Regions from separate parts of the Mus musculus genome. Here region 2 is linked to region 1. Evidence: chromatin loops called from intact Hi-C (ENCODE). Cell type or tissue: gastrocnemius. All regions are shown on one strand.

Evidence for each region. A loop is a pair of places that touch in the nucleus more often than their neighbours do. Peaks named below come from ENCODE experiments on the same cell type or tissue, not always from the same donor. Only the 100,000 strongest peaks of a DNase experiment are listed, where the experiment ranks them.
Region 2: a loop joins it to region 1, with 6 times the contacts of the local background. A loop is called at or near these places in 13 of 42 quality-filtered maps.

The regions. Positions count from the first base shown.
Region 1 is chr16:11,416,793-11,419,292 of GRCm38, reverse strand. It overlaps Snx29 (sorting nexin 29), which reads right to left. Exons shown (of 21, transcript NM_028964.4): 10 at 395-470. Among named protein-coding and RNA genes, the nearest start is that of Snx29, 95 kb to the right of the region's middle. In gastrocnemius, no CTCF peak of the experiment used is centred here; DNase peaks (open chromatin) are centred at 809 and 1,199.
Region 2 is chr16:11,035,210-11,037,709 of GRCm38, reverse strand. It overlaps Gm10832 (a long non-coding RNA gene), which reads right to left. Exons shown (of 3, transcript XR_003951970.1): 2 at 1,605-1,873; 3 at 1-1,513. It also overlaps the pseudogene Gm3919. Among named protein-coding and RNA genes, the nearest start is that of Gm10832, 4.6 kb to the right of the region's middle. In gastrocnemius, a CTCF peak has its summit at 1,456 (motif pointing left); a DNase peak (open chromatin) is centred at 1,451.

The sequences.
Region 1 (2,500 bases):
GTATCATTTTCAGAATCCTATCTGTTCTGGGTGACAAAACACCAAGCAAGGTGTGGGGCAGCAAGGACCCCCTTACCTTGAAGCTAAGTCAAGTACACAGATGGCTAACTTCAAGACACCAAATTAAAATTGTGAAGAGAGAGGAGGAAATAAGAGCAACAGAGATGAGGTGATATTTGGGAGACCAGGGCAATGTTCCCTGCGAGCAACAGGTACACTGGCAACTTAGTTTTCTGGATTTTTTTTTTCTATTTCTTCGATCTGAGCACAAACGTGAGATTGGGCCTCAGTCTTCAACTCCAACAGGTACCACCTGTCTCCAAATGAAAATACAAGGCAGAGAGGTAAACAGCATGGCCCAATCCACTGATGGGCTTGGTGTCCTGATACTGACCTGTACCGAAGGCCAGGCTCTGGGATTATATGGTTTTCTGTTCCTGTTCCATTCTCCAGACTTCCCACAGGGGCATCTGCAGAAGTCACACAGAGAATGAGGCTTTACTTTCAACTCCATTTCTCCTTACCATGTGCTCAGCTGGCCTATTAGCTACCTTTAAACTCTTCCCACCCACATACAGGCTTCATGTACTACCCATTTCTTTTGAACAGGCATCATTAAGACTCGTTTCTAGTTGCTGCATGTGCCTTTTTTATTTAAAATAAAACAAAACAAAACCTTGAAGCAAGGGAAGTTATTTCCAAAGTCCATAATCTAGGGCCCACAGCAGAATCGGGGTTTTTGATAAATGAATTGCGCCTGCTTGTAGTGGACACTAGAGGGCAGCAGCACCTCACGATTGGCGAAGTCTGACACTGTACTAAGCCAAAAGTCACTAAGCATTTGGGAAAGGAAGTGAGGCCATGAATCTCTAGAATAGGCAAAGAACGTTCCTGATTGCTGCAGGTGCATTAGCTGATGCTCAGGCCTTCTTCCAGGAAAAGAGTGCAGACCCGTAGACCTGGGGCTAAATGTCCAGGAAGACTGTATCGCTCAGGGGAACCCTTGCTCATTCATGAAACTCTTGAGTCAGGCAAAGGAGCCAGAGACAGAGCAACCCTCTGGGCCTCTGCTTCTGCCTCTGCTAGGCTTAAGGGATGTGAGCCTGGAGAAGACAAATCCCTTCTCACCGTTGGCTGCACATCCCAGCCAACTCCCGCTGGCTCCAGTAACCCAATGGCACCATGAGCCTGGTTTCCATCTGTGAGGCATCAGCTGGGAAATCAGGTGACTAGCTCTCCTGTCCTTACTACCTAGTAGTGAGGCTAACGGGTGCAGATGCTGCTGGCTACCGTGCAAGGCCCTGCTCCTCTCCTGCAGTCCAGCCAGGCAGCCTCTCTGTGCCTTGCTTCCCGTTTTGCTGTGCTTTGCTCTGCTCTATTCGGCTGGCCTCTAACTCAAGCTTCTCCTGCCTCCTCCTTCTGACTGCGGGAATCACAAGCACGTGCCTATCAGACTTGTCTGGCCTATGTAAAACATTTTCACAATTATATGACATAATTAAATTTGATATTGTTGTGGTTTTGAGACAAGATTTCACTCTGTAGCTTGGGCTGGACTCAAATTTGTAACAGTCCTTGCCTCCACCTCCTGAGGCCGGGGATTACATATGTGAACCACCAATGACTCTTTGGCCCCTGTGCCTCTAGGTAACCCTACAAAGTCTAATGTATACTTTTACCTCTCAAAATGACAACTCTCAAACTCCCTCATTCAGCTGAAACCCCAGCCCTGCATCTTGCCTCGTCAGGAAGTTCTACTGAGACCTCCCTGGGCCCAGCAGCCACCTGCATTTTCAGAACCCCTGGGCTTTATTTCTGGACTCTCAGCTCAGGGGCACCTGCCCTCCACCCACCACAGAGCCAGGCGAATCAGTTAAGCTTACACTTCCTGGCAAAGGCCCATGTTTAATCCCTAGTTCATGGTGCCACAGCAGGACTCTAAGAGGCAGAGCCTGGTTCACTGGAGGACGTGGCCTTGAAGAATCAGATAGTGGGACCCAGGTCCCTTCCTAGCTCTCTGCATTTCCTGGCCACCATGAGGTAAGCAGTATCCTCCATCTTGCATTTCCAAACATGATGCTCTGCCTCACCACAAGCCCAAGACAATGTAGCAACTAAACATGGAATGAAATCTCTGAGTTTATGAGGCAAAATAACCCCTTTCTCCCTATAAGTTGATTGTCCCAGTATTGTTTGTTACAGTAACAGAAACTGACAAACACAATATCCAAAATCTCCATGTCACTAAATTGCCCCTCACTCTGCTCCTGTGCTCATTTCTGGTTAGAAGCATCTAAGGATCCTTCAGGAGGCTCCCTCAGTTCAGTAATCCTCAGTGCTGAAAAACTCAGCCACATCTGAGTCCAACACCATGCATGACTGGAATAAAGGTCATTCCAGACTTGGCCCCTCTCTGTGACTGGCAGACATACACACACACGGCCGGCACTGTGGTGGGGCAGATGCACCGGCACACAGAACATGAACAGCCACTGGCATC
Region 2 (2,500 bases), 380 kb after region 1:
GGCTTTTATCCACAAGCAAATCACTGTGGATTTCTGCCTCTCAAGGACTACAAATGATGCAAACCCCAGAGTGTGGTCAATTGTTAGTGCAGCTTCAGGAAGTTAACACAGTGGGAGAGTGGCTGCCTGTGATTTCTTTCCATCCCTGAGTGTGTAGGCTTAAGTGGTAGGGAAGTTGGTTAAGTGAGGTGGTATTGTAACTAGGTGTGGGGCTGAGTGTGTGAGTGTGTGTGTGTGTGTGTGTGTGTGTAGCATAATGTGCCCGAGGATGGACAGTTGGGTAGACCGTCCCTCCCATAGTGCTCTAGAACTATGAGGACGCTGACTGAAGGGCTCAAGAGGTCCAGTTGCGGTACATGCCTTTAGCACAGTGCCCAAATTCAAGCGAAACACGAAAGTTTCCTTAACAGAAACTGCCAAGGCTTGTAACTGAAGCAGAACCTGATAGAACAACTTTGGAAATGTGTGGGTGCCTACAAGCACCTCTTTCTTCATCTTCTCTGTGGCTAACATGAGGAAGAGCAAGCTGAGGGACATGGGAATGCCTGGAAGCACAGCAAACACAAGGTGATGATGGTGGCCTTGGGTCGAAGCCATCAGACAACCTACATCAGGTCAGCAGGGAGTTGAGAGGTGAAGCTGGGCTCCTTTTTACCACCCGCAGGAAGAAGGCGGTGAATGAGTGGTTCACACAGAGCTGGGAACAAGGCAACTTTAACTGCGCTGGATCCAGGGCCCCTGAAGCAGCTCCCTCATTCCACGGAGCCACAGCTGAGGCAGCTGGGGCTGCCCACTGCCCTCAAGAAAGGTGTGGAGACCCTGCTGTCTGACTATTAAGTACGCAAAGTAGGTGATGTGCTGACCACAAAGCAGGCCCATGTCCTGAAGCTGTTTGGGAATGAGATGGCTGAATTCAAAGTGACCATCAAATTCACGTGGGATGCCAGGTCGGGAAGATTCCAGCGGGGAACCGGGAGGATGACCTGCCCAAGGTCGCACGTGAGTCTGAGGGAGAGTCTGAAGAAGAGGGTGACAGCTGACTCTGAGAGCCAGAACTAAGGCCTTCCAGCAAGTCCTCCACTGGGCTCCAGTGCTGCTGTCACCTCTCTGGAGGGAGCAGCTTTTTATTTTGCTATGGATAACAACAAGGGAGGGTGTTGGGTAATGATTCTGTTTCTTTATAGAATAAAAGTCTGTCCACAAGGTGCTCCCTGTAGACAGCAGGGGGAAGAAGAGTTCTGGGTGCAGGTCTAACTCTGGTTCTCAGTCACCCATGTGACCTCAGGAAGCCGCTGTCTGTCTTTGAGTCTTCGTTTATTCCTCTGTCAACCACAAAAGTTGGACCTAGAGCCTCCATCCCTGCCGTCCGGTAGCAGGCGTGAGTGCTTGATGTCTGGGTGAGGCTGTGCCCCTCAAGGAGCTGAGCACTTCCAGGGTGGCTGAGCGCCCTCTAGAGGAAGACTCTGGAGTGGCCGAGAATCTCTTCCTCATGGGAGGGATGAGGGATGGTCCCCTGGAAGAGATCGAATGCGTCTCAGGAAATACTGAAGGAGGAGGGTCCCTCCAACACAGTGCAGGCCCAGAACCCCCGGGTAAGACCTTACTTGGAAATTGGGCCTTGCCAATGGGATCAAATAGAAATGGAAGATCCTGGATCAAGCTTCCCACCAGTGTCTGTGGTCCTCCGACCCGGGGAGAAGGCCACGTGATGACATAGGCAGAGACTGGGGTGATGGCATCAGGGAGCCCAAATCTGTGACTCATGATCCTCCTGCCTCAGCTCCCTGCTGAGATCAGGGATGTTCCTCGGTCTGTTCAAGAGGAGTTTCGATGGCTGCTGCTGTGATTCTCTTTGGACTCTCATTAGTGACCTCTGAGAGAAAAGTGTAAATGATTTAGGATTTGGAAATCCTGGCTGCACTGGGAAGAGGACCGACCAAGTGAGTATTGAGGGATTTTCTGGTTTCGCACTGGGAAATTTCAGGGGATTTTTTTTTTAATGGGGGGTTTTCTGAGCTGGGCACTCGAGGTGGAGACCTGCTTTCTCAGAGGTTTTAAACCTCTATCAAAACGAAAAAGGAAAAGGGAGGAGGAGGATGGAGAGTCAGCAAGATGGCAGGTGAGGATGCTTGCAGCTCAGCCTGAGGACTGATTTCCCACGAGAGAACCAAGTCGTCCTTTGTCCACCGCTCTCCACATTTGCAGTACCTTGCACACGTGCATACACATGACAAGTGGGAGCGGGAGTGACGCAGGACACACAAACGCATATTGGGCATGGTGGCTCATGCCTGTAATCTCCAACACTCGGGAATATGAGAAAAGATAGTAGCTGAAGGCTCACAGCCAACCTGAACAACAGAGTCTGTCTCAAAAAAGAGGAAAGAAAGAAAGAAAGAAAGAAAGAAAGAAAGAAAGAAAGAAAGAAAGGAAGGAAGGAAGAAAGGAAGAAAGACAGACAGACAAGACTAGGTGATAGACACTTTAGGCCCAGCACACG